Regions from separate parts of the Homo sapiens genome. Here all the other regions are linked to region 3. The links are chromatin loops, found by intact Hi-C in ENCODE. Cell type or tissue: heart right ventricle. All regions are shown on one strand. Each heading gives the region's core, and the rest is flanking DNA. Links, peaks and the distances in the headings are about the cores only.

Region 1 (11,095 bases), core at 1,682-6,681, 48 kb before region 3:
ACCTCTGCCTCCTGGGTTCAAGTGATTCTCCTACTTCAGCCTCCCGAGTGGCTGGGATTACAGGACTGTACCACCACGCCTGGCTAATTTTTGTATTTTTAGTAAAGACAGGGTTTCACCATGTTGGCCAGGCTGGTCTTGAACTCCTGACATTGGGTGATCCACCCGCCTTGGCCTCCACAAGTGCTGGGATTACAGGTGTGCGCTACCACACCTGCCCACCCTGTTTCATCTCATAAAACTGAGACTCCAAATCCATTAAACACCCCCCGATTCCTCCTTCCCCAAAGTGCCTAGCCACCACCATCCAACTTTCTGTTTCAATGAATTTGACTATTCTTCATGCCTCATATAATGGAGTCATTGGTATTTGTCCTGTTGTGACTGGCTTATTTCACGTAGTATAATGTCCTCAAGTTCATCTGTGTTGTAGCATGTATCAGATTTTCCTTCCTTTTTAAGGCTGAATCAGTTCTATGTATGTACCACATTTTGCTTACCTGTTCTCTTAGGTGGCTCCTACCTGTTGTCTATTGTCAATAATGTTGCTATGAACATGGGTATACAATTATCTCTTTATTTATTTTTTGAGACAGAGTCTTGCTCTGTTGCCCAGGCTGGAATGCAGTGGCACAATCATGGCTCACTGCAGTATCGATATTCTGGGCTCAAGTGATCCTTTCACCTCAGCTTCCCAAGTAGCTGAGACTACAGGCACACACCACCACATCCAACTAATTAAAAAAAAAATTGGCTAGGTGCAGTGGCTCACACCTGTAATCCCAGCACTTTGGGAGGCCAAGGTGGGCGGATCATGAGGTCAGGAGATGGAGACCATCCTGCCTAACATGGTAAAACCCCGTCTCTACTAAAAATACAAAAAATTAGCCAGGCATGGTGGCGGGGGCCTGTAGTCCCAGTGAGAGGTGAAGCCAGCTGGACCTCCTGGGTCGAGTGGGGACTTGGAGAACTTTTCTGTCTAGCTAGAGGATTGTAAACACAGCAATCAGTGCTCTGTGTCTAGCTAAAGGATTGTAAATGCACCAATCAGCACTCCGTGTCTAGCTAAAGGATTGTAAATGCATCATTCAGCACTCTGTAAAAATGGACCAATCAGTACTCTGTAAAATGGACCGATCAGCAGGACGTGGGTGGGGACAAATATGGGAATAAAAGCTGTCCACCCCAGCTAGCAGCGGCAACCCGCTTGGGTCACCTTCCACACTGTGGAAGCTTTGTTCTTTTGCTCTTCAAAATAAATCTTGCTGCTGCTCACTCTTTGGGTCTGTGCCACCTTTAAGAGCTGTAACACTCATCGTGAAGATCTGCGGCTTCGTTCTTGAAGTCAGCGAGACCAAGAACCCACTGGAAGGAACCAACTCTGGACACACCAGCTGCTTGGGAGGCTGAGGCAGGAGAATGGCGTGAATCAGGGAGGCGGAGCTTGCAGTGAGCCAAGATTGCACCACTGCACTCCAGCCTCGGCAACAATGCGAGACTCTGTCTCAAAAAAAAAAAAAAAATTTGTGGAGATGGAGTCTCACTATGTTGCCCAGCCTTGTCTCAAACTCATGAGATCAAGCAATCCTGCCTCAGCCTCCCAAAATACTGGGATTACGTGTGTGAGCCAATGTGCCTGGCAAGTTATCTCTTTGAGAGCATACTTTCAGTTCTTTTGGATATGTAACCAAAAGTAGAATTGCTGGATCATATGTCATTTTATTTTAATTTTGAAGAACTATCATACTAATTTTCATACTGGCTATACCATTTGACATTCTTACCAATGTGCACAAGGATACCAATTTCTCCACGTTCTTGCCAACACTGTTTTTTTTGTTTTGTGTGTGGTTTTGTTTTGTTTTTTTGAGATGGACTCTCGCTCTGTCGCCCAGGCTGGAGTCAGTGGTGCGATCTCGGCTCACTGCAACCTCTGCCTCCTGGGTTCAAGCGATTCTCCTGCCTCAGCCTCCTGAGTAGCTGGGACTACAGGTGTGCACCACCACACACGGCTAATTTTTGTATTTTTAGTACAGACAGGGTTTCACCACATTGGCCAGGCTGGTCTCGAACTCCTGACCTCATGATCTGCCCCCTTCGTCCTTCCAAAGTGCTGGGATTACAGGTGTGAGCCACTGTGCCTGGCCACCTTTTTTTTTAATAGTAGCCATCCTAATAAGTGTGAGGTGATATCTCACTGTGGTTTTGATTTATTTTCCCTAATGATTAGTGAACTTGAGTGTCTTTTCCTGTGTTCATTGGCCATTGGTGTATCTTCTTTGGAGAAATGTCTGTTCAAGTTCTTTATTTTTTAATTGTATTTTGTTGTTGTTGACTTGTAGTTTTTTTTTTTGTTGTTTTTGTTTTTGAGACAGGGTCTCACTCTGTCACCCAGGCTGGAGTTGAGTGGTGTGATCTCGGCTCACTGCCACCTCTGCCTCCCGGGTTAAAGTGCTTCTCCTGCCTCAGCTTCCCAAGCAGCTGGCATTACAGGTGTGCGCCACCACGCCTGATTAACTTTTTTGCATTTTTAGTAGAGACAGGGCTTAATAGAGACAGGTTTAGTAGAGATGGGGTTTCGCCATGTTGGCCAAGCTGGTCTCAAACTCCTGGCCTCAAATGATCTGCCCGCCTTGGCCACCCAAAGTGCTGGCATTACAGATGTGAGCCACTGCACATGGCAGGAGGTCTTTATATATTGTGGATATTAGCCCCTTATCAGAATAATGATTTACAAATATTTTCTCCCATCTCATGGGTTGTCCTTTCTCTTTTCCTTTGATTCACAGTTCTGTTTTTTAAAAATTTTATTATATATTTTCTAAGACATTTAAAAGAATAACACAGTAAACATCTTTATAATCGCCATCCAGCAAATTAAATATTAGTAAATTGGTTTGCTCCCGAGTTTCCCCTTATTGATTACAAGTCCCTCACCAAAGGTAACCACTAATGAATTTGATTTTTCTCTGACATAGTTTATACTCCTTAGACAGCCTGTTAGCGTATTAGAAGCTTGTGATGACTGAAGTAAAAATACTGCAAAGGTCCTGGGGAAGGCTAATTAGGGTGGGATGAGTTCTTTCTTAGATTTTTGTGATGCTGTTTTCAAAAGCCCAGTTCAGCACCCTATCAGAGATACTTGCACATAATAGGTGTATAGAAATGTTTGTTGAATAACTATTTGGAACCCATGTACTTCTGATTGAAGATATTTTGTACCACTATTATACTATTTTTTTTTTTTTTTTTTTTTTTTTGAGACAGAGTCTTGCTCTGTCGCCCAGGCTGGAGTGCAGTGGTGCGATCTCAGCTCACTGCAACCTCCACCTCCTGAGTTCAAGCAGTTCTCCTGTCTCAGTCTCCCAAGTAGCTGGGACTACAGGCGCACACCACCACGCCTGGCTAATTTTTGTATTTTTATTAGAGACAGGTTTTCACCTTGGTCAGGCTGGCCTTGAACTCCTGACCTCAGGTGATCCACCCGCCTTGGCCTCCCAAAGTTCTGGGATTATAGGCATGAGCCACAGTGCCTGGCCACTATTATACTATTTTTTTTTTTTGAATCAGAGTCTTGCTCTGTTACCCAGGCTGGAGTGCAGTAGCATGATCTCAGCTTACTGCAAGCTCTGCCTCCTGGGTTCACGCCATTCTCCTGCCTCAGCCTCCTGAGTAGCTGGGACTACAGATGCCCGCCACCACGCCCGGCTAATTTTTTTATAATTTTAGTAGAGATGGGGTTTCACAGTGTTAGCCAGAATGGTCTTGATCTCCTGACCTCGTGATCTGCCCACCTCGGCCTCCCAAAGTGCTGGGATTACAGGCATGAGCCACCGTGCCCGGCTATTATACTATTTTTTCATGAAGTGAAGTTTACATATCTCTGTATTAGGATTACTGTATACTTTACCAATAAATAGACTGCTATGGCAGAATAAAGGTTTTCTTAGAGGTAGTAAAACTGAGGGCAAACCTGAGTTGGGAACATTTTAGCTCTAAATACATACAGTACATTTAGCTGCCTTGGCTAATTTAACTTTTAGACAGGGCAAATGGAATAAGGCAGATGTTGAGGTGCTACATTGTTGGTTCAGAAAAATGGTTGTGAGTTTTGAAAGAAGGCATGATTCTGGTAAGATCTGACTGTGGGCAAGGGGCTGTTGAAACAAACAGTGCAGTGTTTCCAGGGCAGTGGTGAAGGACTTGACCTCCGTTGTAGCTGAAAATGAAGTCCTTCTCTAACAAAGCCATAGTAGCAGCAGCAGCAGCTGTTGCCACTGCCACCTGCGTTCAGTGGCTGTGTGAGGTGGCTAGACCAGGAAATGATTCCATGGCACTAGGCATGTATAAGGAAAGACTTACTTTGGCTCTGGCAAAGTGGTTGTACAGGTTGTGGGTGTCACTTTAAACATACAAAGATCTGCTTGCTGGAGGAGGGGCAGCTTCTTGAGGATCAGGTGTGCATCTGAAAGGGATGAGCTCATCCTTCTAACCAGACCTGCTCTAGACGCTGACTGAATGTTTTCCTAGTTCCAAGTCCTGCAGCTGGGAGAAGCAGGAAATGATTGACACTTCAGGCACTTGGTGAGTAGCAAAAAGGAAAAAAAAAAAAGGCATTTTTGGGGAAGCTTTTGAAATGTGTGTGTGAGTATCAGGTTGAAGGTGACATACACATTCAGTCTTTCTCTAAGTTGAGGATTGCAGTAAAGTGTATGGTGGTATTGAGGAAAGCAAAGCTTAGGTGGTTCTAACTTTATTCTACTGCTTCTTTTTGAGGTGACTTTCCATGACTTAACAATTTTGTTTCCTACACTGTCTTGACTGGTTTCATTTCTCTAGGAAATAAGAATCCCAGGAGCTCCTTTTTTATTTTCAAGGATCTTCATGACTTGTTTTGGAGCTTTTATTGATGGAACTTACCCCACATTAGAAGACTTCTGTGTTGGATTTCAGAGCTCCTATACATGATCCTGTTTTGTTTTAATTTACCCAAACTTTCCTATTCACTTTAAGTAAGGTTCTTAAACATGAAATTGGTTTAGAAAAGAAATATCATTTATTATTTATTTGTAACCTTTATTTTAGGTTCCAGGGTACATGCGCAGGTTTGCTATATAGGTAAACTGCATGTTACAGGGGTTTGATGTACAAATTATTTCATCATCCAGGTAATAAGCATAGTACCTGATAGGTAGTTTTTTGAGATAGAGTTTCACTCTTGTCACCCAGGCTGGAGTGCAGTGGCGCGATCCCGGCTCACTGCAACCTCCGCCCCCCGGGTTCAAGCGATTCTCCTGCCTCGGCCTCCTGAGTAGCTGGGATTACAGGTGACCGCCACCACACCCAGCTAATTTTTGTATTTTTGGTAGAGATGGGGTTTCACCATGTTGGCCAGGCTGGTCTCGAACTCTTAACCTCAGGTGATCCGCCTGCCTCAGCCTCCCGAAGTGCTGGCATTATAGGCGCGAGCCCCTGCGCCTGGCCCCTGATAGGTAGTTTTTTGACTCTCACCCTCCTTCCACCTTCTATCCTCAAGTAGGCCCCAATTGTTTATTATTTTGAATGGAACTTTTTATCTTGAGATAATTCTAGATTTATACAGAGTTAAAATAAATAATAATATTGACCTGATGTACCATTTACCTCATTTCCTCCAATGGCAATATCTTCCAAAATTATAGTACAATTTTACAACTGGGGTATTGATGTTGATACAGTCAAGGTACCAAATATTTTCATCACCACAGGATCTACCATGTCCTTTTATAGCTACCCCCACTTCCCTTCCACCCCTACACCTTTCTTAACTCCTGTCAACCGCTAATTAAAAAATCAATTTTTAGCAGAGAAAATTTTATGTGCAATCCTGAGAAGTTCTGTATTAAAGATCCACATGGCCTTATGAAAAGAGCCCTTGGGCCGGGCGCGGTTGCTCACAAGTGTAATCCCAGCACTTGGGAGGCCAAGGCGGGCAGATCACCTGAAGTCAGGAGTTCGAGGCAGCCTGACAAACATGGAGAAACCCCGTCTCTACTAAAAATACAAAATTAGCTGAGCGTGGTGGTGCATGCCTGTAATCCCAGCAACTCGGGAGGTTGAGACAGGAGAATCGCTTGAACCCAGGAGGCAGAGGTTGCAGTGAGCCAAGATCACGCCATTGCACTCCAGCCTGGGCAAAAAGAGCGAAACTCTATCTCAAAAAAAAAAAAAAAAAAAGCCCAAAGTGCAATCGATTTTGGTTCATTGTAGCTCTTTACCTTGGGCAAATAATTTTAATTTCTCTGTGCTTCAGTTTCCTTATCTGTAAAATGGGATAGTGGTATATTAACCTGTTTTGCAGGATTTTTGAGAAATTGTAAAACTCTTACAAAAAATAAATATATAGATTATTATTAGCAGCAGAGATAATTGTTTTCAAACTGGAAAGTATATAGCAAGTTAAAAACTGGAAACTGTAGCCTAAGATGGTAAGAGTGAACATTTTTAAATGAATTTAAGTCTTAAGGCTGAAATGAATTACATTTCGGGGTGCTGAATTAACTGGCTGATGATCTCAGAGCCACTGTCTTTGAGAAACCATAAAGACTAGAGAGAGACAAATGTCTTTATATCCAAAAAGAGGAAAGGAAAGTAGTTGGAAAACCATAGACATGTAAAATTGTTAAATCTTGGGAAAATTCAATTATAAAGGACTAAACATGATATGCAGTATTAAGGAGAAAAAAGAGTATGGGTTGATTGATCATAACAAATTACTTCTGTTTCTATTTTTGAATTTCATTACTTCTATTTAGGATTAAGAGGTTTGTGGATCAGGGGATTGTTCTACATATAGTGAGTCAAAATCCCGTCAGTTTCACCGTCTTTCATGTGGCTGATAATGTAGTGATACAAATTTCATTGATTGGTTAAGTGAATGTGTCAGACATCGAATAACTGTATCCACTGATCATCTTGATTTTACCAGGAAGATCCTGGTAGGTTATTCTTATTTTTTCCATGGGCAGTCAGTCTGCATGGGTTATTTTATTTTTTTTGAGACGGAGTCTTGCTCTGTTGCCCAGGCTGGAATGCAGTGGCGTGATCTCGGCTCACTGCAACCTCCCCTTCCTGGGTTCCAACGATTCTCCTGCCTCAGCCTCCCAAGTAGCTGGGACTACAGGCATGCGCCACCAAACCCAGCTAATTTGTTTGTTTGAGACAGAGTCTCTCTCTGTCGCCAGGCTGGAGTGCAGTGGCGCTCTGTTGGCTCACTGCAACCTCCATCTCCTGGGTTCAAGCGATTCTCCTGCCTCAGCCTCCCAAGTAGCTGGGACTACAGATGCACGCTGCCACGCCCAGCTAATTTTTATTTTTATTTTTATTTTTAGTAGAGATGCGGTTTCACCATGTTGGCCAGGCTGGTCTCAATCTCCTGACCTCGTGATCCACCCGCCTCGGCCTCCCAAAGTGCTGGGATTACAGGTGTGAGCCGCTGTGCCTGACCAATTTTTGTATTTTTAGTAGAGATTGGGTTTCACCATATTGGCCAGGCTGGTCTTCAACTCCTGACCTTGTTGTGATCGGCCTTCTCGGCCTCCCAAAATGCTGGGAGTACAGGCGTGAGCCACTGTGCCCGGTCAAAAGTTTTAATTTTGATGAAGTCCAATTTATGTATTTTTTTCTTTTGTTACTTGTGTGGTGTCTTTGCCTAACCCAGGGTCATGAAGATTTATGTCTATGTTTTCTTCTAAAAGTTTTATAGTTTGAGCTCATTCATTTAAGTTTTTGATCCATTTTGAATTAATTTTTGCATATGGTGTGAGATAGGAGTCCAACTTTTTCTCTTGCATATGGGGGATATTCAATTATTCCAGCACTATTTATTAAAAGACTACAGTAGTTTCTCCTTATCCATGAAGGATATGTTGCAAGACCTCCAGTGGATGCCTGGAACCATGAATAGTACTGAACCTGACAGCTGTTAATTGGAACATAATTCTGTTCATTTCTTCCACCCACAAATTTAGTGCCTTTTCCAACCTTTTTTTTGAGATGGAGTCTTGCTCTGTTGCCCAGGCTGGAGTGCAGTGGCGTGATCTCGGCTCACTGCAACCTCTGCCTCCGGGGATTCAGGTGATTCTCCTGCCTCAGCCTCCCGAGTAGCTGGGATTACGGGTCCCCACCACCATGCCCAGCTAATTTTATATATTTAGTAGAGACAGGGTTTCACCAAGTTGGCCAGGCTGCTCTTGAACTCCTAACCTCAGGTGATCCACCCGCTTTGGCCTCCCAAAGTGTTGGGATTACAGGAGTGAGCCACCACACCTGGCCGCCTTTTCCATCTTAACTAAGCACTTATATAACCACTGAATGGGTTCATTCTGCCCATTGCCCCAATACAGCTGATTTATCAAGACAGGAGAATAGCAATGGAGAAAGAGTTTAATTCACATAGAGCTGGCCGCACAGGAGACCAGAGTTTAATTATTACTCAAATCAGTCTCCCAGAATATTCCAGGATTGGGGTTTTTAAGGCTACTTTGGTGGTTAGAGGGCCAGAGAGTGGGGAGTGTTGATTGCTTAGGTCAGCAATGAAATCACAGGGAGTCAAAGCTGTCCTTTTACACTGAGTCAGTTCCTGGGTAGGACCACAAGACCAGATGAGACAGTTTATTAATCTGGATGGTGCCAGGTGATCCATTGAGTTCAGGGTTTGAAAAATATCTTGAGCACCAATCTTAGGTTTTACATTAGTGATGTTATCCCTAGGAGCAGTTAGGGAGGTGTAGAACCTTGGGGCCTTTAGCTGCATGATTCCTAAAGCATAATTTCTAATCTTGTAGCAATTTGTTAGTCCTGCAAAGGCAGTCTAGTCCCCAGGCAAGAAGAGGGTTTGTTCTGGGAAAGGGCTGTGTTTTTGTCTTTGTTTCAAAGTTAAACTATAAGTTCCTCCCAAAGTTAGTTCGCTTTATGTCCAGGAATGAACAAGGACAGCTTGGAAGTTAGAAGCAACAGGGAGTCAAGTAAGTCAGATCTCTTTCACTGTAATAATTTTCTCAGTTATAATTTTTGCAAAGGTGGTTTCACTTACCATGAACTATGGCCATGACTTTTTGCAGTTTGAGGTGTGACAGTAAAACTAGCATGAATTTCCTTTCCTTCTTCACAATGTCATGCATGGATTTGTTCTTATGGTAGACCTTAGCAGCTTTAGTGTATGATTCTTTTTCTTTCCTTATTAAGTCGATAACTTTCACTTTTTCACTTAAAGGAAGCACCTTATGGCTTCTCTATGGCCTGTTAAATTGCCAGTATCACTACTCTTGCATTTGGGAATATTATTAAGTAAAATAAAGTTACTTGAACATAAACACTGAGAAACCCTTTATTCCTTTTTTTTTTTTTTTTTTTTTGAGACAGGATCTCACTCTGTCCAACTCAGACTGGAGTGCGATGGCCTGATCTCAGCTCACTGCAACCTCCACCTCCCAGGCTCAAGTGATTCTCCTGCCCCAGCCTCCTGAGTAGCTGGGATTACAGGCGCGTACCACTACTGCCTGGCTGATTTTTTTTTTGAGACAGAGTCTCACTCTGTCACCCAGGCTGGAGTGCAGTGGTGCGATCTCGGCTCACTGCAAGCTCCGCCTCTCGGGTTCACACCATTCTCCTGCCTCAGCCTCCCGAGTAGCTGGGACTACAGGCGCCCGCCACTACGCCTGGCTAATTTTTTTTGTATTTTTAGTAGAGACAGGGTTTCACTATGTTAGCCAGGATGGTCTTGATCTCCTGACCTTGTGATCTGCCCGCCTCGGCCTCCCAAACTGCTGGGATTACAGGTGTGAGCCACCGTGCCCAGCCTAATTTTTGTATTTTTAGTAGAGATGGGGTTTCACCATGTTGGTCAGGCTGGTCTTGAACTCCTGACCTCAAATGATCTGTCCACCTTGGCCTCCCAAAGTGATGGGATTATAGGCGTGAGCCACTGCACCCGGCCTGTTTTTTTTGTTTTGTTTTTTTTTTTTGAGATGGAGTCTTGGCTCTGTTGCCCAGGCTGGAGTGCGGTGGCACCATCTCAGCTCACTGCAACCTCCGCCTCCTGGGTTCAAGCGATTCTCCTGCCTCAACCTCCTGAGTAGCTGGGATTACAGGCACACGCCACCATGCCCAGCTAATTGTTGTATTTTTAGTCAAGACGGGTTTTTCACCATGTTGGCCAGGCTGGTCTCAAAATCCTAACCTCAAGAGATCCGCCTGCCTTGGCCTCTCAAAGTGTTGGGATTACAGGCGTGAGCCACCGCGCCCGGCTGATTACTTTCTGTAAGACTAGCATTTAGGTAATTCTTTGGTGTGCTTGAGAGGGATTTTCATACTCTTCTTGCTTTCTAGGAGCTTTAAGTCCAGTCCAAGACTTTTAAAAACCCTTGTTCTATAGACAGGGTGGTTAATGTTCATAATGACATAATGCTATTTGATATACTTTTTAGAATTATGCAAGATATAGTTAAATAAATGAATTTAAACAATAATGATGCTATAATTAGAAGCCCAAATGTGTGGCCCCTATCTCCCTCTCTTCTTTAGAGTCCATTTATATGAGAAATATAGAGATTTCTTGTATGATTTTGCTGCTCAGGTCTGTGATTAACAGCCAAAGTTTCTCCAAAATGTATTCTTTGGATCAGTTTTTTTCTCTTCCCTCTACCCTTTCTGCAATATTCCTCTTCTCAGTAATGCATACTTGAGTGAAACAACCAGCTCTTTAAGGTACACATGCTCTGCCAACATTGTGAATAAATCTCAGAATAAAAACTAGAGTCACCTCTGATTGCACAGGGATTGCACCTGTGACTAGCCACTGCACTCCAGCCTGGGCAACATAGTGAGACTCTGTCTTTAAAAGAAAACACCAGTGGGGCTTGGTGGCTCACGCCTGTAATCCCAGCACTTTGGGAGGCTGAGGTGGGTGGATCACCTGAGGTCAGGAGTTTGAGACCAGCCTCGCCAACATGGTGAAACTCCATCTCTACTCAAAATACAAAAATTAGCCAGGTGTGGTGGTGTGCACCTGTAATCCCAGCTACTCTGGAGGCTGAGGTAGGAGAATCACTTGAAC
Region 2 (11,095 bases), core at 4,445-9,444, 61 kb before region 3:
TGGAAATGGTTATCTGTATTCATATATAGGGGAAATGTTATTACAACAGACTTTAAGGCATTTAGTCAAACATATTTTCATACAGTAGTTTTTTTTTTTTTTTTTTTTGAGACGGAGTGTCCCTGTGTCGCCCAGGCTGGAGTACAGTGGCGCAATCTTGGCTCACTGCAAGCTCCGCCTCCTGGGTTCATGCCATTCTTCTGCCTCAGCCTCCTGAGTAGCTGGGATTACAGGTGCCCGCCACCATGCCCGGCTATTTTTTGTATTTTTAGTAGAGACAGGGTTTCATTATATTAGCCAGGATGGTCTTGATCTCCTGACCTTGTGATCTTCCCGTCTCGGCCTCCCAACGTGCTGGGATTACAGGCGTGAGCCACTGTGCCCCGCCTTCATACTGTAGTTTTTTTATATTGAGAAAAATGTATGTATGTGTCACATGTTTTTATATATTTGCTTTCAGGTTTTTTTTTTCACTCTATATTCCAAAGTCCAAAGTACGGTTTTCTGGTTGAAATTCAAATTTTACATCTTTGTATTATTTGTTTGTTTTTTGAGACAGAGTCTTGCTCTGTCACCCAGGCCGGAGTGCAGTGGCACAATCTTGGCTCATTGCAACCTCTGCTTACCAGGTTCAAGCGATTCTCCTGCCTCAGCCTCCTGAGTAGCTGGGATTACAGGCACGTGCCACCGAGCTCAGCTAATTTTTGTATTTTTAGTAGAGACGGGGTTTCGCCATGTTGGCCAGGGTGGTCTCCAACTCCTGACCTTGGGCGATCCACCCGCCTCAGCCTCCCAAAGTGCTGGGATTACAGTGGTGAGCCACCGCATCCGACCTGTTTGTTTGAGACAGAGTTTTGCTCTTGGCCTCAGCCTCCGGAGTAGCTGGGATTACAGGTGCCCGCCACCACACCCAGATAATTTTTTGTATTTTTGGTAGAGACAGGGTTTCACCATGTTGGGCAGGCTGGTCTTGAAGTCCTGACCTCAGATGATTGACCCGCTTTGGCCTCCCAAAGTGCTGGGATTACAGGCGTGAGCCACCACTCCCGGCCCCCAAATTTTATATCTTTGTAAATGGCTTCTTTAAAAATCTACGTGAGATTATGTCTGTAATCCCAGCACTTTGGGAGGCTAAGGCAGGAGGATTGCTTGAGGCCAGGAGTTCAAGACCAGCCTGGCCAACAGAGTGAGACCCTATTTCTACTGAGAAAAAAAAAAAAAAAAAGAATCCCCAGAAACCTAAGTGAGAATGATAAATACCATTAATGAAGTATTGATAATCAGTTCTAGACTTACTAGAATGCTTAGCGGTCAACCAGTCCATTCTATTCATTTTATATTGAGGAAACTAAAGCCTAGAGAACTTTCTTTTTTCTTTCTTTCTTTTTTTTTTTTGAGATGGAGTCTCGCTCTGTCGCCCAGGCTAGAGTGCAGTGGCACAATCTCGGCTCACTACAACCTCCGCCTCCCAGGTTCAAGCAATTCTCCTGTCTCAGCCTCCTGAGTAGCTGGGACTACAGGCGCCCGCCACCACGCCCAGCTAATTATTGTATTTTCAGTAGAGACAGAGTTTCACCATATTGGTCAGGCTCGTCTGGAACTCCTGACCTCAAGTGATCTGCCCACCTTGGCCTCCCAAAGTGCTGGGATTACAGGTGTGACCCACTGTGCCCGGCAAGCCTAGAGAACTTTTAAATGACTTACCCAAAGTCACACAGCTGCAATGTCCCAGATGTCCTGGTTTCCAGTTAACTGTTCCTTGTACTCTACCACATTGCCAAGTTATATTTAATAATTACTGTAGAGTTATAGATGCCCTCAGCTAATTTTGGGAAACCAGTTTTGTCAAGAGGCTATTTACTGATAGATGACAGAATACAAACTGATTACTTGTTTACCTTAAACTGTACTTATACTTCCTACTTGTACTAAGGATAAGTAATTCAGGTGTTTTATTTAGGTGCTTCCTATTTTTGGTTTGCTATATTACTGTTTAATTTTTTTGTCTTCAGTTGCACTGCTGGGCCATTTAATAAACGCTTCTCTGATTTAGAAAAAAGTGGAGGAATACAACTGCGTTATAATACATATTAGGCTGGGTGTGGTGGCTCACGCCTATAATCCCAGCAGTTCTCCCTAGAGAACTTTCTTTTTTCTTTCTTTTTTTTTTTTTTTGAGATGGAGTCTCGCTCTGTCGCCCAGGCTAGAGTGGAAGGCTCAAGGTGGGTGGATTGCTTGAGCCCACAAGTTCAAGACCATCCTGGGTATGGCAAAATGTAGAAACCCTGTCTCTACAAAAAAAAGTGAAAAATTTAGCCAGGATTTGGTGGCATGCACCTGTAACCCCAGCTACGTAGGAGGCTGAGGCAAGAGGATCACTTGAGCCTGGGAAGTTGAGGCTGTAGTGAGCCATGATTCCACTACTGCGCTCCAGGCTGAGTAACTAACAGACACTCTGTCTCAAAAAAAAGAAAAAAGAAATACATGCAGTTTTGTTGTTTGTTTTGTTTTGCTTTTTTTGAGACAAGTCTTGCTCCATCGCCCAGGCTGGAATGCAACCTTCACCTCCTGGGTTCAAGTGATTCCCATGCTTCAGCCTCCCGAGTAGCTGGGACTACAGGCACGCCCCACCATACTTAGCTAATTTTTGTATTTTTAGTAGAGACAGGGTTTCACCACGTTGGCTAGGCTGGTCTCGAACTCCTGACCTCAGGTGATCTGCCTGCCTCGGTCTCCCAAAGTGCAGGGATTACAGGTGTAAGCCACCTGCCTGGCCTCTACCAAAAAAATTTTTTTTGAGATGGAGTCTCGCTCTGTTGCCCAGGCTAGAGTGCAGTGGCATAATCTCAGTTCACTGCAACCTGTGCTCCCAGGTTCAAGCAATTCTCCTGCCTCAGCCTCCTGAGTAGCTGAGATTACAGGCACCAGCTACCACGCCCGGCTAATTTTTTTTTTTTTTTTTTTTTGAGATGGAGTCTCGCTCTGTGACCCAGGCTGGAGTGCAGTGGCGCAATCGCAGCTCACTGCAACCTCTGCCTCCTGGGTCAAGCGATTCTCCTTCCTCAGCCTCCCAAGTAGTTGGGATTGCAGGCGTGAGCCCCATGCCCAGCTAATTTTTGTACTTTTAGTAGAGAGGGGGTTTCACCATGTTGGCCAGGCTGGTCTTGAACTCCTGACCTTAGGTGATCCACCCCGCCTCATCCTCCCAAAGTGCTGGGATTACAGGCGTGAGCCCCTGTGCCCGGCCCCAGCTAATTTTTTACCAAAAATTTTAAAAAATTAGCTGGGTCTGGCAGCATGCGCCTATAGTCCTGGCTACTTGGGAGGCTGAGGCAGGAAGATCCCTTGAGCCCAGGTGTTTGAGGTTGCAGTCAGCTAAATCATGCCACTACACTCCAGCCTCAGTCTGACTACACGTCAGAGTGAGAGTGAGACCCTGCTGCTAAAAAGAGAAGACAAGTGATCTCATTTTATTTATTTTTATTTATTAATGTTTTGAGATGGAGTCTTGCTGTGTCACCCAGGCTGGAGTGCAGTGGCGCAATCTCGGTTCACTGCAACCTCCGCCTCCCGGGTTCAAGCAATTTTCCTGCCTCAGCCTCTCGAGTAGCTGGGATTACAGGCACCTGCCACCAAGCTCGGCTAATTTTTGTATTTTTAGTAGAGATGGGGTTTCACCATGTCGGCCAGGCTGGTCTCGAACTCCTGACCTCAGATGATCCGTCAACCTTGCACTCCCAGAATGCTGAGATTACAGGTGTGAACCACTGCCTTATTTTTATTTTTATTTTTATTTTTATTTCTTAAGACAGGGTCTTTGTTGCCTAGGCTGGAGTGCAGTGCAATCACGGCTTACTGCAGCTTTTGCCTCCTGGACTCAAACAATCCTCTCACCTCAGCCTCCCAAGTAGCTGGAACTACAGATGTGCACCACCATGCCCAGCTAATTTTAAAAAAGTTTTTTTCACCCCGCCCTCTCAACAAAGCTTTTCCTGACTCTGCTAGGAACCAGGAAGAGAAAGTCTAATTTTTAATTTTTTTGAAGAGATGAGGTCTCACTATATTGCCCAGGCTGATCTTGAACTCCTGAACTCAAGGAATTTTTCCACCTCAGCCCTCCAAAGTGCTGGGATTACACGTATGAGCCACTGCACCTGGCCAAGTGATCTCATTTTAAATTTCCATTTATTTGAGATGAAGTTGAATATTTTCCATATTTATTATTATTTTTTATTTTTATTATTATTATTTTTAGACAGAGTCTCTCTCTGTTGCCCAGGCTGGAGTGCAATGGCATGATCTCAGCCCACTGCAACCTCCGCCTCCTGGGTTCAAGTGATTCTCCCACCTCAGCCTCCCACGTAACTGGGATTACAGGCATGCGCCACCGCCTGGCTAATTTTTTTTTTTTGAGACAGGGTTTCGCTCTTGTTGCCCAGGCTGCAGTGCAATGGTGCGATCTCAGCTCACCGCAACCTCCACCTCCTGGTTTCAAGCGATTCTCCTGCCTCAGCCACCTGAGTAGCTGGGATTACAGGCATGTGCCACCATGCCCAGCTAATTTTGTATTTTTAGTAGAGACGGGTTTCTCCGTGTTGGTCAGGCTGGTCTCGAACTCCCGACCTTAGGTGATCTGCCCGCCTTGGCCTCCCAAAGTGCTGGGATTACAGGTGTGAGCCACTGTGCCCAGCCTAACATCTTTTTATTTCTTTATTGGCTGTATTTCTTTCAGTGGAATTGCTTATTCTTTGCTTATTTTGTAACTGGGCTTTTTTCTTCTCATTCTACCCCTCCCATCCCATTTTAGTTTTTCTTTTGTATCAAAGCTACATTTATTCTCTGAAAACATTTTTTTAAGTTTTGTTTTGTTTTGTTTTGTTTTTGAGACAGAGTCTCTCTCTGTTGTTAAGGTTGAAGTGCAGTGGTGTGAGCTCAGCTCACTGTAGTCTCCACCTCCCAGGTTTAAATGGTTCTTGTGCCTCAGCCTCCTGAGGAGGCAAGATTACAGGCACCTGCCACCACGCCCAGATAATTTTTGTATTTTTTTTAGAATTTAATTTAATTTTAAGTTCCTGGATACACATGCAGGATGTGCAGGCGTGTTACATAAATGTGTGCCATGGTGGTTTGCTGTACCTATTAACTCATCACCTAGGTATTAAGCCCTGCATACATTAGCTGTTTATCCTGATGCTCTTCCCACCCCCGCACAGGCCCTAGTGTGTGTTGTTCCCCTCCCTGTGTCCATGTGTTTTCATTGTTCAGCTGCCACTTATAAGTGAAAACGTGGCATTTGGTTTTCTGTTCCTGTGTTAGTTTGCTGAGGATACATGAATGGAACTTGATTTTTTTTTTTTTTTTTTTTTTTTTTTGAGATGGAGTCTTGCTGTCGCCTAGGCTGGAGTGCAGTGGCGCAATCTCGGCTCACTGCAGCCTCTGCCTCCTGGGCTCAAGCAGTTCTCCTGCCTCAGCCTCCCAAGTAGCTAGCATTACAGGCACTTGCCACCATCCCTGGCTAATTTTGTATTTTTAGAAGAGACAGGGTTTCACCATGTTCGCCAGGCTAGTCTTGAACTCCTGATCTCAAGTGATCTGCCCACCTCGGCCTCCCAAAGATTACAGGCGTGAGCCACCTTGCCTGGCTTAAGTAATTTCTGTATTTTTAGTAGAGACGAGTTTTGCCATGTTGGCCAGGCTGGTCTTGAACTCCTGGCCTCAAGTAATCCTCTCACCTTGGCCTCCCAAAGTGCTGGGATTACAGGTGTGAGCCACTGTGCTGGGCCTTTTTTTTTTTTTTTTTTTGAGACTGATCTCTTCGTTGCCCAGGCTGGAGTGATTTCGCTCACTACAGCCTCAATTTCCCAAGCTCAGGTGATCGTCCCACCTCAACCTCCCGAGTAGCTGGGACCACAGTGTGAGCCATCATGACCAGCTAATTTTTGTATTTTTTATAGAAAAAGGGTTTTGCTATGTTGCCCAGGCTATTCTAGAATTCCTGACCTCAAGCGATCTGCCTGCCTCAGCTTCGCAGAGTGCTGGGATTACAGGTGTGAGCCACTATGCCCAGCTTTATTTTTAAAAAAATATTTTATTTTTTTGTGGATACATAGTAGGTGTGTATATTTATTGGGTACATGAGATGTTTTGATATGGGCATGCATTGCATAATAATCAAATCATGTAAAATGGGGAATTCATCCTCTCAGCATTCATTATTTGTGTTATAAACAATTATACTTGTAGTTATTTAAAAATGTACAATTAAATTATTGACTGTAATTATCCATTTGTGCTATCAAATATTCCCTCTTACTCATTCTTTCTATTTTTGTTTTTGTTTTTGTTTTTGAGACAAGAGTCTCGCTCTGTTGCCCAGGCTGGAGTGCAGTGGTGTGATCTCGGCTCACTGCAACTTCTGCCTCCCGGGTTCAAGCGATTCTTGTCCCTCAGCCTCCTGAGTATACTCAGTTGGGATTACAGGTGGATGCCACCATGCCTGGCTAATTTTTGTATTTTTTAGTAGAGACAGGGTTTCACCATATTGGCCAGGCTAGTTTTAAAGTCCTGGCCTCAACTGATCTGCTGCCTTGGCCTCCTAAAGTGACGGGATTACAGATGTGAGCCACCACAGATGTGAGCCACCACGCCCAGCCTTTCTATTTGTTTTTGTACCCATTAACTATCCACACCTCTCCCCACTTTTCTCTTTAGACTAATAGGAACTCTCTCTGTGTATCCCTGTATTTTAAACATATATTGCACATATTTTCTACAATCTGTTGCATCATCTGTAGTGTCCGTTGATGTGCTAAAATTTCATATCTGTCTTTTTTCTTAATGGTTTCTGGGTTTTGAGGCTTGCTTAAGTAGGCTCTCTCCATCCCAAAATTATAAAAATATTTTATATTTATCCTAACTCTTTACTAGCTTATTTAACTCTTTAACTGATTTGGAATTTATCTTTATATGTTTTTGGAGGTACTCTTTTTCTCCACAAATATGCAACTGACCCAAGCCTATTTGTTGAATATCGTGTCTTTAATGATATGAAATCTTATCTTCATCATGTTCTCAATTGCCATATATCCACCATTTGTGTATGTATGTATGTACGCCTGTGTTTCCTTTTTTTTTTTTTTTTTTTTTGGAGACGGAGTCTCACTTTTGTTGCCTAGGCTGGAGTGCCGTGGCGTGATCTCGGCTCACTGCAACATCCGCCACTGGGGTTCAAGCGATTCTCTGCCTCAACCTCTGGAGTAGCTGGGACTACAGGTGCATACCACTACGCCTGGCTAATTTACTGTAATTTTAGTAGAGACGGGGTTTCACTATGTTGGCCATGCTGGTCTCGAACTCCTGACCTCAAGTGATCCATCCGCCTTGGCCTCCCAAAGTGCTGGGATTACAGGTACCAGCTATTGCGCCTAGCCTGCATGTGTTTATTTTTGAATATTTCTGTTCTTTTCAGTTGTTTATTCTTGGGCCAGTACCATACAGTTTTTTTGTTTGTTTTTTGAGACAGGTATCACCCAGGCTGGAGTGCAGTGGTGCGATACTGGGTCACTGCAGCTTTGACCTCCCGGGCTCAAATGATCCTTCCACTTTAGCCTCCCCAGTAGCTGTAACTACATGTGTATGGCACCACGTGTGACTAATTTTTGTATTTTTAGTAGAGATGAGGTTTCTCCATGGCCTAGCTGGTCTCGAACTCCTGGCCTCAAGTGACCTGTCCTCCTCGGCCTTCCAAAGTGCTAGGATTACAGGTGTGAGCCACTAAATCCTTTTGCTAACTATAATTTTTTCTTCTGTGTTTTTTTTTTTTCTTTTCAAGACAGAGTCTTGCTCTGTCACCTAGGCTGGAGTGCAGTGGCACAATCTCGGCTCAACTGTAACCTCCGCCTTCTGGGTTCAAGTGATTCTTCCCTCTCAGCCTTCTGAGTAGCTGGGATTACAGGCACGCGCCACCACGCCCAGCTAATTTTTTGTATTTTTAGTAGAGACGGGGTTTCACCATGTTGACCAGGGTGGTCTTAAACTCCTGGCCTCAGGTGGTCGGCCTGCCTCAGCCTCCCAAAGTTTTGGTGTGAGCCACCACGCCCAGCCCTTTTGGGTTTTCAAGATAGTCATATTTCTAACTGTTCACGTCTTTGCCTATCTCTGTTTTGGCATATGCAATTTTTTTCTTATTTTGACGTTTTGAATCTCTTTATAGTAAAAATATTCTTTTTTTTGGTGGGGGTGACAGGGTCTCAAAAAAAAAAATGGTGGTAGGCCGGGTGCGGTGGCTCACGCCTGTAACCCCAGCACTTTGGGAGGGGGAGGCCGAGGCAGGTGGATCACCTGAGGTCCGGAGTTCGAGACCAGCCTGGCCAACATGGTGAAACCCCATCTTGACTAAAAATACAAAAATTAGCTGGGCATGGTGGCATGCACCTGTAGTCCCAGCTACTCCGGATGCTGAGGCAGGATTGCTTGAACCCGGGAGGTGGAGGTTGCAGTGAGCCAAGATCACGCCACTGTACCCCAGCCTACGTAACAGAGTGAGACTCCATCTCCAAAAAAAAAAAAAAAAAAAGAGGCTGGAATGCAGTAGCACGGTCACCACTCACTACAGCCTTGACCTCCTGGGCTTAAGCAATCCTCCCACCTCAGCCTCCTGAGTAGCTGGGACCAGAGGCACGCACCACCATGCTTGGCTAATTTTTTGTGTTTCTTGGAGAGACGGGGCCTCACCATGTTGCCAAGGCTGGTCTCAAACTCTTGAGCTCAAGTGATTCTGCTATCTTGGTCTCCCAAAGTGCTGAGATAACAGGTGTGTGCCACCACGCCCAGCCAAATATATTCTTTTTTTTTTTTTTTTTTTTTTTTGAGACAATGTCTCACTCTGTCTCCCAGGCTGGAGTGCTTTGGCAAGATCTCTGCTCATTGCAACCTCCACCTCGTGGGTTCAAGGATTTTCCTGCGTCAGCTTCCTGAGTAAGTGGGGTACAGGCATGCACCACCACGCTCAGCTTATTTTTGCATTTTTAGTAGAGACTGGGTTTTGCTATGTTGGCCAGGCTAGTCTTGATCTCCTGATCTCAGGTGATGTGCCAGCCTTGGCCTCCCTAAGTGCTGGGATTACAGCCATGAGCCACCTCACCCGGCCATCAAGTATATTCTTTATCATATAGCTGGCAATGTTTTTTCTAGTTTGCTGTTTACTTTTAGGGGAAATCTCTTGACCATCAGTGAGTAAAACACTAGAATAGGCTGTTATAATGCTTGTAATATCTTGACATGAGGAAAATTCTAGGATGGCTGGAATTTGTAAAATCAAGTCTGTTGAATAAATTTATGAATTAAAACAAGGGGGAAAAAGCCTACTTTTGGGTACAAATGTGATTTGACTATAAAATTCTGGTATTCATTTAATGTTTTTTACAGTTATGTGCCATCTGAGTTAGAGGGGTTGCATTTAAAATTGGGGAGAAGCTAGCTCAATAAAATTGATCAGATTAAAAATCCTCAATAGTATATGTAAATAATAACTATCTGATATTTAATTATACATATAGGATAAATTAGGTTTTCTGTCTATCTATTTTATTTTATTTTTGAGACAGGGTCGAACTCTTTCCCAGGTGGGAGTGCAGTGGCGGGATCTCAACTCACTGCAGCTTCAACCTCCCTGGGCTCAGGTGATCCTCCTGCCTCAGCCTCCCGAGTAGCTGGGACTATAGGGGCATACCACCGTGCCTGGCTAGTTTTTTTGTATTTTTCGTAGAGATGAGTTGTCACTGTGTTGTGCAGCCTGGTCTGGAACTCATGAGGTCAAGTGATCTGCCTGCCTCGTCTCCCAAATTGCTGGGATTTACAGGTGTGAGCCACTGCACCTGGCCTATTTTATTTCATTTTTATTACTATTTTTTTGAGATGGAGTCCCGCTCTGTTGCCCAGACGGAGTGCAGTGGCGTGATCTCTACTCACTGCAACCTCCGCCTCCCAGGTTCAAGCGATTCTCCTGCCTCAGCCTCCTGAGTAGCTGGGATTATAGGTGCCTGCCACCATGCCCAACTAATTTTTTTTTTTTTTTTTTTAGTAGAGACGGGGTTTCACCATGTCGACCAGGCTGGTCTCGAACTCCTGATGTCAAGGGATGCACCTGCCTTGGCCTCCCAAAGTGCTGGGATTACAGGTGTGAGCTACTGCGCCCAGCCTATTTTTTATTTATTTATTTTTTCTAGATCTGGGTTCTCACTATGTTGCCCAGGCTGGCCTGGAACTCCTTCACTCAAGCCATCCTCCCACCTTAGCCTTCCAAGTAGCTGAGCTTATAGATAGGAGCTACCATACCTTGTACTTCACTAAGGTTTTTAATTTAGTTTATCAATATTAAAAAATATGGACACATTTTTAATATTTAATGAGAAGTAGTAGAAAAATGGAATTCACTTTAAGGCTCACTTTTCTGTCTTTTTCTCCCAGAGAGTATATTGGTAGAAAAGCTTATCCAAATTTTACTTATTTTAGTTTCAGGGATACTTTCATATAATAAATTTGTGAATTATTTTATTTTTATGGCTTATATCAGGCACATATATGAATATTTGTATATTAAGGAGGTATGATGGTAGAATGTACAAAAATGTTTTTTAAAAAACTCACTGTTGCTTTTCTAGAATTTTTCTTATTTCAGTTTGTCTGTATAAATATTCTCTATAGATAAGTGACTTTTAAGGAAAAGCTGTTATATTCATTACATAGCTTGTTGCAAATAGGAAATCTAGCCCTATTATTGTTGGTATGAAACTAACAAGCTTTTCTGAAAGCCATATTTTAGTGTTTTGGCACTGTGTGGTAGCATTACCTTCCCGTGCCATGTTGAAAGCAAGAAACATGTTCTACAAAGCACATTTTTTTCAAATAGCATTTGAGTTTTTAAATGAAAACAGAAGCTGAGGTAAGGCTATATTGTATTCTTGCAAAATACATTTTTGTTTTATTGTGACCTGTGTGTAGGTTCATTTTTTCTAGGATGTTTGAAAAGTTTCTTTCTTTTTTTTTTCTTTTTCCTGAGACAGAACTGTCTCAGAAAAGTGATAGATGTCAGTTC
Region 3 (11,095 bases), core at 3,500-8,499:
GCCTCCCAAACTCTGCTGGGATTCCAGGCATGAGTCACCATGCCCGGCCCTGTTTGCATTCTCTAATGTGAAGCTGATATGTAAAATACTTTTTTTTTTTTTTGAGATGGAGTCTGGCTCTGTCACCCAGGCTGTAGTGCAGTGGTGCGATCTGGACTCACTGCAACCTCCGCCTCCCAGGTTCAAGTGATTCTCTTGCCTCCACCTCCAGAGTAACTGGGATTACAGGCGCCTTCCACCACGCCCGTCTAATTTTTTTTTTTTTTTTTTTAGGTGGAGTTTTGCTCTTATTGCCCAGGCTGGAGTGCAATGGCGCAATCTAGGCTCATCGCAACCTCCACCTCCCAGGTTCAAGTGATTCTCCTGCCTCAGCCTCCCTAGTAGCTGGGATTACAGGCATGTGTCACCATGCCTGGCTAATTTTGTATTTTTAGTAGAGACAGGGTTTCTCCATGTTGATCAGGCTAGTCTCGAACTCCCGACCTCAGGTTATCTGCCTGCCTTGGCCTCCCAAGGTGCTGGGATTACAGGTGTGAGCCACCGCGCCCAGCCTACTAATTTTTTGTATTTTTAGTAGAGACAGGGTTTCACCGTGTTGGCCGGGCTGGTCTTGAGCTCCCAACTTCAGGTGATCCACCTGTCTTGGCCTCCCAAGGTGCTGGGATTATAGGCATGAGCAACTATGCCTGGTTGTAAAATTCTTGTTTTGTAGTTTTGTTTTTCAAAACAGGAAACTCCAAACTTTCTCAATTTGAAATACAGTTAACCGTTGAACAACACGGGTTTGAACTGTGTGGGTCCATTTATATGTATTTTTTTCAATAGATATATTATAAAATTTTTTGAGATTTGTGACAATTTGAAAAAACAAACCATGTAGCCTAGAAATATCAAAAAAATTAAGAAAAAGTTATGTCACAAATGCATAACATATGTAGATAGTAGTCTATGTATTAATATTGATCAAGTATTTATATTATTGGTAAGGCTTCCAGTAGACTATTAGTAGTTAAGTTTTTGGGGTGTCAAAAGTTATACACAAATTTACAACTGTATGGGGTCAGTTCCCCTAACCACTGAGTTGTTCAAGAGTCAGCTTTATAAGGACTTGCCAATTCTGTAAAGTCAGATTTCTTTTATTTGGAGCATAATTATTCACTCTAGGAACCACTGGTAAGGACAAAAGGAAACACTAACATGTTTCTAGATGAATCAGAGGCTGGCCAACTTTCCCTTAGTCTGATGTTTAGATGAGGGACTTGCCTTTCCATGTCTGGCTTAAAGATATATATTCCTGAGGCCAGGTGCGGTGGTTCATGCCTGTATACAATTTTATACATTTGTATAGTATTGTATACTATAATGTATACTATAATACAATCCCATGCCTGTATGCAATTGTATAGTATTGTATCCAGTACTTATAATCACTTTGATTTGTACATAGAATTTATGATCCCTTTCCTTTGGTTCTGTAAAATGTACTGGGTTTTTTCTGTGTTACTTGATACTAAGTCCCTACAGCAAATTCAGCCTCAAAATCTTGCATGCAAGTTACTAATTATGCCTTTCATTGAAAATAGTTTGTGTCAGTATGTCATTCTGCTTACTTTGAACCATGATGCCTGTCAATTCTGACTTAAAAATTGAAGATTGGGCGTGGTGGCTCATGCCTGTAATTCCAGCACTTTGTGGGGCCGAAGTGGGCGGATCATGAGGTCAAGAGATCGAGACCATCCTGGCCAACATGGTGAAACCCCGTCTCTACTAAAATACAAAAATCAACTGGGTGTGGTGGTGTGCACCTGTAGTTCCAGCTACTCAGGAGGCTGAGACAGGAGAATCACTTGAACCCTGGAGGCGAGGTTGCAAGTGAGCCGAGATCGAGCCACTGCACTCCAGCCTGGGCAACAGAGCAAGACTCCATCTCAAAAAAAAAAAAAAAAAAAAAAGAATAATAGCTCTTTAAATCCTTCTTGAGCTGGTCTTGATGTGGTTAGTCACTGAACCCATTTATTTGATAAATAACCCATTTATTCTCCTTTTGAGAATAAAACTTCCTCAGGCCTGTAATCCCAGCACTTTGGGAGGCCAAGGTGGGTGGATCACCTGAGGTCAGGAGTTTGAGACCAGCCTGGCCAACATGGTGAAACCTTGTCTCGACTAAAAATACAAAAATTAGCTGGGTGTGGTGGCATGCGCCTGTAGTCCCAGCTACTCGGGAGGCTGAGGCAGGAGAATCGCTTGAACCCGGGAGGTGGAAGTTGCAGTGAGCTGAGATCGCGCCACTGCACTGCAGCCTGGCGACAGAGTGAGACTCCGTCTCAAAAAAAAAAAAAAAAATTAGCCAGGTGTGGTGGGCGGCACCTATAGTCCCAGCTACTTGGGAGGCTGAGGCAGGAGAATCACTTGAACCTGGGAGGTGGTGGTTGCAGTGAGCGAGATTGCGCCACTGCGCTTCTGCCTGGGTGACAGAGCAAGACTCCATCTCAAAAAAAAAAAAAATTGAAGAAGTTTGTGTGCTAATTACCCTGTCCCCTCAAAAGCCCCAAATTTATTCTATCTCATATCACTAAAATATTTTTTCTGACCTAAGTTACTGTTATGCCTGTAGCCCAGTGGTCTTATTTATTATTCACAATGAATCTACTCTTACACCCCTGGCCCCCAGGGTATGACTTGACTTTGGTGTTGGCTTATTTATTTATCTCTGTTCAGGATAGGAAATCCGTCCTCTGTATTTAGTGTGCCACAAAGATTTTGTTCTTCCAGGGATTGTACTAGAGGCTTTGCAGTGCCAGGATGTAGGACAGAGTGTTTTTTGTTATAGGCAAAGCAGAATGTGCATTGATTGATTAAATTAAACAAATCTTCTCAATTAGTGATTTTTCTTTTAAGAATGCTAGTATAAGGCATAAAAGCCTGGGAATGGTGCTGGTAGAGGGTGGGTGGGGAGGAAACAGAATTTCGTATATAAGGTATCCTGTAATATCTATATGTGGAGAGCGGTTAGACTGTTCTAATGGGGCAGGAAGGTATGTGTTTTACTCGTAGTCCACTTGTTAATTGGGGGAAATGTGAGAATTCAAGGAATCTCTAGTATTTTTCAAGTTATACCTTATGCCTGTTTCTCTGTTGTGTACTGAAGCATAAGCACAGAGAATAAAATGATATAAGAAATTACTCAGCCCGGGCGCGGTGGCTCATGCCTGTAATCCCAGCACTTTGGGAGGCCGAGACGGGTGGATCACGAGGTCAGGAGTTGAGGACTAGCCTGGCCAAGATGGTGAAACCCTGTCTCTACTAAAAATACAAAAATTAGCCGGGCGTGGTGGCAGGTGCCTGTAATCCCAGCTACTTGGGAGGCTGAGGCAGAGAATTGCTTCAACCTGGGAGGTGGAGGTTGCAGTGAACCGAAATGGTGCCACTGCATGATTGTTGCCTGGGTGACAGAGGGAGACTCTGTCTCAAAAAAAAAAAAAAAAGAAAAAAAAAGAAATTACCCATTGTTCATTATTAATCCATTCCTTTCTTTTGCAGATTGTAGAAATGGAAGGTTCTTCATTGTTCTTTAGTCACAGCCACTATCAGAGAAGAGAAAACTCATTATTCTGAACTGATTCTTGAAACCAGGAAATTAGATTTCTAGTATATTCCCTAGAAATTTTAGCTGGTAATAAACAGCTCTCACATAAGGAAGTATGTCCTTATGTCTAATCCAAATATCATCTACTTGAGTTAACTTCATTGTTTTGATCACCTATGTATGAATATGAGCATATTTATATGGTCCTTTGATCATCCTTCCCTTAGTTTTAAGTTCCTATTAGACTGTGACTGGTTTAAATATTCTCAACTAATTTATCCATTGGCAAAACTTGAATAGTATAAAATGAATGCTTCAGCTTTTTTTTAAAATTTGGAGTTCAGAATTGTATATGATATTCAAATAGAAGGGGTACGACTGCAAGGAAACATGTAGTGAATCATCATGATTCTTTCCTTGCCAGAATTTATGGCAGATCCTACAGTTTAGACAATCTCAAAACCTTGTGCATATCCAGAAGGGTGTCCCCTTTCAGTTTTTCCTGTGGGGTAAGTGGTTATGTATTCTCAAAATTTGATTTGAATACTGTTGGTAATTTATAAGAGTCTTGCAGTTTTGATCTTGGCAAAAATTAGTAAATTGACTACTGTATTTTATAAAACCTCAACATTAGCTTATTATTTCTCATTAAAAGCAATACCTTTCTGTGGCGAATTTGGCCCATCTCTGTCTCTGTCCATTGTCTTGAAGTCTTGGTGTTACTGTTTATCTGTGTCTCTTGTCTTTGTGCATATGTGAGTTGCCTCTATTTTGCATAGCTGGTAGCAGGAATGAGTGTGATATGTAGCTTATGATTGTCTTTAACCTCACCATTGCAAGTCCAAAATATTGTTATGAACAGAATGCAAATAAAGTCTTAAAGTTATGAGGTGATATGGTATTGATAATTGACTTTAATTTAAAGAGACTGGTAAAGGATAGGTATGTGCTTTTCTAATTGAGAGTCCAGAAGGTAGATATATGGTTAGAGAATCTCAAGGGAGAAACTAGCCAGCTCTTCTCTGCCTTCCCCAAAGTTAGATCAAGAGTTCGTATTAAATTACATATGTGATGATATTAAGACATTAATAACTTTTGGGGTGTGTGTGATAATGATATTATTATTTATTTAGTTATTTATTGAGACAGGGTCTTGCTCTGTCACCCAGGCTGAAGTGCAGTGGTGCAATTATAGCTCACTGTAGCCTGGAACTCTTGGGCTTAAATGATCTTCCCACCTCAGCCAACTGTGTAGCTGAAACTACAGGCATATGCCACTGTACCCAGTTAATTTTTTTTTGTAGAGACAAGGTCTTGCCTTGTTGCCCAGGCTGGTCTCAAACTCCTGGCTTTAAGCCATCCTCCCAAAGTGCTGGGATTATAGGCATGAGCCACAGTGCCCAGCCTTATGGTCATGTTTCAGAGAAAAAGTTATTATTTTTTAGAGATATATTTTGAAATATTTACAAATGAAAAATGTTTGGCACTTGTTTCAAAATGATCTGAGAGTAAGTTAAGTGGATGGGTGGTATAGATGAAATAAGATTGGCCACAGGTTGATAATTGTTGAAGTTGAATGATAAATAAAGGGAGTTGATTTAGCTCTTCTGTCTACTCTTGTATGTTTGAAATTTTTTACAATAAAATGTTAAAATCCTATGTTATTATTTTTGAGTGCCAAAAGGGTAAAATGTTTTTCCCCTCTTAAAAGACAACTTTCAACATTCTTTTGAATACAGAAAACCAAGTGAACGTCTCTTTTCCAGTAGTCAGTGATCCTCAAGGACTAGCTCCTTTAACTTACTTACAGAGGGTAGTGTTTACAAAGAAGCCAGACTGGCCAATTAAGTTCTATGATTCCCAGGAGATGTAGCGAAAGCAGTGATTATGAGAGCCAAAATTGGGAAGTCCAGGTTGAGAAGAGAAACCCTAAGAATTGAGTTAATGGCAGGGTGTAAAGTTTGTCACACCTTTGCAGAAGGTATTGCAGGGATGAAGTGGGCTGCCCACTGGAGCACTTTCCAAAGACCTTGAGCTCAAAAAGCACCAAAATTAGTGACAACCTTTCTCCTTAATCCTCACCTTCTCTACTCATGACTTCTTTTAGATATAAGACTGGGAAATCCTGAGAGAGAAAAAAACAGCTGTTCCCCACTTAAAGACAAGAGTCTGTTTTAGGGGAAAAATACTTAAGCAACAGCTGCATTTGTAGATGTCGAAGCATAAAGACTTTCTGTTTTTATGGCACTTCTATCTTATTTACATGGTTTTTACTAATCCAAATAATTATGTGCTCATGTGGATAGAATTGTTTGCTGCTTAATCAAGAGAGATGGGTGGGGAAGCACCTGCTTTTAGTCGTTAAAATCTTGTTGCTTTTGTACTGCATCCAAGAAACTAGTTAACAGACAAAAAGTGATTTGCCTTTTCCTGAGAATGAAAAGGAAGACCTCTTTGGTTTCACCCTGTGAAGAAGAGCAGAGAGAAACTCCAAGGTGGATTTTCTCTACTTGTTGAAATGGAACCATCAGGGACCTCACAGGAAAAGTGATTCTTGGGTTTTGGTTCTTCCTGCCCTTTCTCTCTGCCTGTCATAGAACTCAGCAATTGGAAGAATACCAGTTTTTGTTCCTTATTGGTGCTGCCACCTGTTCTTACTGCTGAACTAAATGTTCTTGGCTTTCTTTGGTGTGAACAGGATCTCCCTCTGGGAAAGGTGGGAGGAGGGTGAAAAAGAGAATGGGAGGAGGCCCATTCCAGTCCCTGTGCTCATGTGAGAGGGACACACAGAGGTTAGTGTGCTGCTCTAACAGAGGGGCTTTGTGCTACAGCTTCTTCCAGAGCTCCACAGATGCATGCTGGGCGGGCTCAGTCAGCTTTACCCCTAATACACTTGCTTCTTCCTAACAATAGCAGAGCAAGACTGACAACAATAATTAAAATAAGAGAATAAAGAAGATGTAGTCAGAGGCCATTCTGAATGCATTCAGATTCTCAGTGTGTATGAGGAAGGCTGCCTGTAATTAAGAGGTGAGAAAAGATTATATTGTGGAGACGTTGATACCACTGAACTGGGGAGCCAGATCTATTGTTACAGACCCACTCTGGGTGCAGTCAGAGCTCTGACCTTAAGACCTTTCCCTTTCTCTACTGAAACCCTTGTTATCTAGGTCATGGGAAATATGCCTCCTTTGAGTGGGAGAAACAGAATGGAGAAGAGAAAAAACTGTAGTTCTTCCTACTCAGATCTCAGAGACTGAGGAAGTAGCTCAAGGTAGAAGCACCTGACTCAGATCCCTTCTTTCATCATAGGACAGTGACAGACAGGCTCTTTAGCAACGTGAAATGACTCCCAAATACAATAATAGTAATAATACCTAACATTTAGCACTTATCACACTGACAGAGATTAGTCTAGGATATATACATTTATATTTTTGTTTGTTTTTTTCCTGAGACAGAGTCTCACTCTGTCGTCCAGGCTGGAGTACAGTGGTGTGATCTCAGCTTACTGCAGCCTCCACCTCCCGGGTTCAAGCAATTCTCCTGCTTCAGCCTCCTGAGTAGCTGGGATTACAGGTGATTGCCACCACACCTGGCTAATTTTTGTAATTTTAGTAGAGATGGGGTTTCACAATGTTGGCCAGGCTGGTCTCGAATTCCTGACCTTAGGTAATCCTCCCGACTCAGCCTCCCAAAGTGCTGGGATCACAGGCGTGGGCCACCACGCCCGGCTGATGTATATCTTATATATATATGTGTGTGTGTGTGTGTGTGTACTCATTTAATCCTCAAATAACCCTGGGTAGTAAATACTTTTTTTTTTTTTTTTGAGATGGAGCCTCACTCTATCACCCAGGCTGGAATGCAGTGGTACGATCTCAGCTCACTGCAACCTCCGCCTCCTAGGTTCAAGCAATTCTCCTGTGTCAGCCTCCCGAGTAGCTGGGACTATAGGCGCTCACCGCAACGCCCGGCTACTTTTTGTATTTTTAGTAGAGACGGGATTTCACCATATTGGTCAGGCTGGTGTAAATGCTATTATTAAACTCTCTTTTAAAAGAGAAACTGAAGCCTTAAGAAGTTAAATAATTTACCCGAGATCATATAGCTGAAGTGTCAGCCTTGGGATTTTGAACCCATTTTAGCTCCAGAATCCAGTCTCTTAACCATTACACCATACCGTCTCTGAGTGGAGCCCTGTCTTTCTCTAACAGGGTCATCTGAACCACACAGAACACAAAGTGATTAGAGTGACTATTTTCTTAATTCTCTCCAAGATGCCATATAGCTAGTGCTATGCATAGGAGAGTTGCTATTTCATTAGGAACAGTTGAGGCCCTAGAGTATTAGGGCTTAATTCTTGAGGAAATCCAGTTGAAGAAGACTAAAGGGGCCAGAGTTTATAAATTTCAGATTTGTATAGAACTATCCTGGAAATAATTTCCTATTGGTTTGTTTTGGAACCAATTTTGGATTTTGAACAAAGGACCAAACCTCATCCATCCTTTGTTCTGTAATAGAGCCTATGTCAGCAGTAATTTCTTACCAGTAACAATTGAGAAGAGCAACAGGCTGGGATGTAATAGTGGTCACTAAATTTTGCCAAGCTGGGTTGACCTTCTTTCAACAAATCATCATGTCGTCAGGCCACTATGCAATTTGTAAAAGCAGTCACTGCTTTTTCCCCCTTCCTTTTCCTTTGTTTCTCCTTATTTCTCCAAAGGTTCAAAATCCCATAGGTCACTGGACACATATCCAATTATTTAACTGTGGACCTAGATCATTCCTTTTGGTCTAGTTTAAGAGGTTACTGATAGACATTCTTCCCCTTCCAGTAACAAATTATGGAAGGCCTGCCCTGCCTTTCCTTGACCTTATAGTGGACTTGTGTATAAATTTCTAGGTTAAGCCAAAATAATGTGGAGTAATTATAACAGATTTCCCTCACAGCTTATTAAATAATACTAAATATGTATTGCTGGCACTGCCTCTCCCACATCATATGGAGACATTTGTAGGAACATAATAGCAGGTTACACAGTAATCTGTTCTTGAGCTGCTGCAGTAGATATTCAGTGTGTATGAGGAGGAAAGGTGCTAGTGAGAGGGCAGAATGGGAAAAACAATTTATTTTTTTTGAGACAGAGTCTTGCTCTGTCGCCCAGGCTGGAGTGCAGTATGCAATCTCGGCTCACTGCAAGCTCTGCCTTCTGGGTTCACGCCATTCTCCTGCCTCAGCCTCCGCAGTAGCTGGGACTATGGGCACCTGCCACCATGCCTGGATAATTTTTGTATTTTTAGTAGAGACGGGGTTTCACCTTGTTAGCCAGGATGGTCTCGATCTCCTGACCTCGTGATCCGCCCACCTCGGCCTCCCAAAGTGCTGGGATTGCAGGCGTGAGCCACCACGCCTGGCCGGAAAAACAATTTTGACCTGAAATTAGCAGAACTAAATTTAGTCTTATTTTGTCCTAACCAGTAATATTACCTTAAGAAAGTTTTTCTGCTTTTTAAGGTGATTCCTTACTTATTTAAAAAAAAACAGATTTTAATAATATCTCCCCCTTAGATCTACCTGCATCACATAATGATTAATTGATTCATTTAAAAATAGTTATCGGTTACACTTTGTATGCCAGTACTGTCCTAGTTGCTGGGAATATACACAGAATAAAAGGATAAAGATTTATGTCTTATATTCTCAATATTGGAATCAGACAAGTAAAATATATAGTATGACAGATAGTAATAATTGCTATAGAGAAAAAATATGTAAGAGTGGGGAGTTTGGGGAAGGGAGGGTGGAGCTTACAATTTTAAAGAGGGTGATCAGGAAGTACTCTATTATAGAGAAGGTAGTATTTGGATAAAAAATCCACAGGAAATGAGTGATTGAGCCATACATATCTAGAGGAAGAATGATCCAGGCATAGAACTCAAGTGCAGAGATATACATGGTAGGTTTGGGGCATAGTGAGGGGCCAGCTGGTGTAGGGTGAACCAGAAGTAGAATAGTATGGCTGGGCGTGGTGGCCCACGCCTGTTATCCCAGCACTTTGGGAGGCTGAGGCAGGTGGATCATCTGAGATCAGGGATTCAAGACCAACCTGGCCAACATAGCAAAACCCGGCCTCTACTAAAAATGCAAAACTTAGCCGGGTGTAGTGGCACATACCTGTAATCCCAGCTACTTGGGAGGCTGAGGCAGCAGAATCGCTTGAACCTGGGAGGTGGAGGTTACAGTGAGCCGAGATCACACCATTGCACTCCAGCATGGGTGACAGAGTGAGACTCCATCTCAAAAACAAAACAAAACAAAGAGAAGTGGAATCGTAGGCCAGATTACGTAAGGACTTAGCAGTTTGGCTTTTACTGTGTATGCCATGGGAAGCCTTTAGAGAGTTTTGAGCAGAAGAATGATATGATCTGATTTATATTTTTAAAAAATCATATGATTGCTGTATTTGTCTGCTGTGTGTTTCTGCAGGGAGACAAGGGGATCAGTCAGGAAACTTGCAATTATCCAGTGAAGAGGTGAGATGACTTGGACTAGGCTGATAGCAGATGAGGTGGTGAACAGTGTAGGGTCTAGATATATTTGAGAGTGGAATAGGGTCTAGATATATTTGAGAGTGGAAATAGGGGATTTGCCTGTAGATTGGATGGGAGTTGTGAAAGCAAGGGAAGGGTCACAGGTGGTTTCCAAGGTTTTCGACCTAAACAACTGCAAGGATGGTGGCGGTGTTTACTGAGATGGGACAAGAAGGCAAAATGTGGATGTTGGGAGGAAACATAAAACATTTAGTTTGGGGAATGTTAAATTTGAAATGCCCATTGATATTCAAATGTAGACGTCCAATATATAGTTAGATACATTAGGTTGGTACAAAAGCAGTTGTAGTTTTTGCCAACTACAAATTTGGAATTCAGGAGGGAGATTTGGGCTGTTAGTGTAATTTTGGGAATTGTCAATGTATGTGTATGTAAAACCATGTTAGATGAGACCACTAAGAATGTGAGTGACTTTAGGGAAGTCAAGAGGTCCAAGGCCTGAGTTTTGGAATTGAAAAGGAACCAGCAAAGGAGACTGATAAGGAGTGACCATTGACCACTGAGGTAGGAAGAAAACCTGAAGGGGTGCCCTGGAACCAGGGGAAGGAAGTATTTTAAAGATTAGCTGAGTTAAATGCTGCTGATAGGTCAAGTAAGAGGAAAACCAAGAATTGACCACTCAAGGTTGGTGGGGCCTCCTATTCTTAGATCACATAGGTAGGTTTATAAAATGGTCTTATTTCTGGTCTTGTTAGTAATATGTCTGAAAAATAAAACTTGGATATTTTAATATGAATAAATTACTTTTTTAATAAAATTATACTTTAAGTTCTAGGGTACATGTGCACAACGTGCAGGTTTGTTACATAGGTATACATGTGTTGGTTTGCTGCACCCATCAGTTCGTCATTTATATTAGATATTTCTCCTAATGCTATCCCTCCCTCAGCCCCC

Evidence for each region. A loop is a pair of places that touch in the nucleus more often than their neighbours do. Peaks named below come from ENCODE experiments on the same cell type or tissue, not always from the same donor. Only the 100,000 strongest peaks of a DNase experiment are listed, where the experiment ranks them.
Region 1: a loop joins it to region 3, with 5 times the contacts of the local background. A loop is called at or near these places in 7 of 110 quality-filtered maps.
Region 2: it touches region 3 in a loop (2.2-fold over the local background); 9 of 110 quality-filtered maps call a loop at or near these places.

Annotation. Positions count from the first base shown.
Region 1 is chr10:73,595,021-73,606,115 of GRCh38, reverse strand. It overlaps a transcript of USP54 not described here. Among named protein-coding and RNA genes, the nearest start is that of USP54, 9.2 kb to the right of the region's middle. In heart right ventricle, for the core only: no CTCF peak of the experiment used is centred there; no DNase peak of the experiment used is centred there.
Region 2 is chr10:73,610,613-73,621,707 of GRCh38, reverse strand. It overlaps a transcript of USP54 not described here. Among named protein-coding and RNA genes, the nearest start is that of USP54, 25 kb to the right of the region's middle. In heart right ventricle, for the core only: no CTCF peak of the experiment used is centred there; no DNase peak of the experiment used is centred there.
Region 3 is chr10:73,548,736-73,559,830 of GRCh38, reverse strand. The region is part of intron 4 of USP54 (ubiquitin specific peptidase 54); the gene reads left to right. Among named protein-coding and RNA genes, the nearest start is that of USP54, 37 kb to the left of the region's middle. RefSeq lists a silencer at 10,593-10,793. In heart right ventricle, for the core only: no CTCF peak of the experiment used is centred there; a DNase peak (open chromatin) is centred at 6,370; H3K27ac peaks cover 1,566 bases.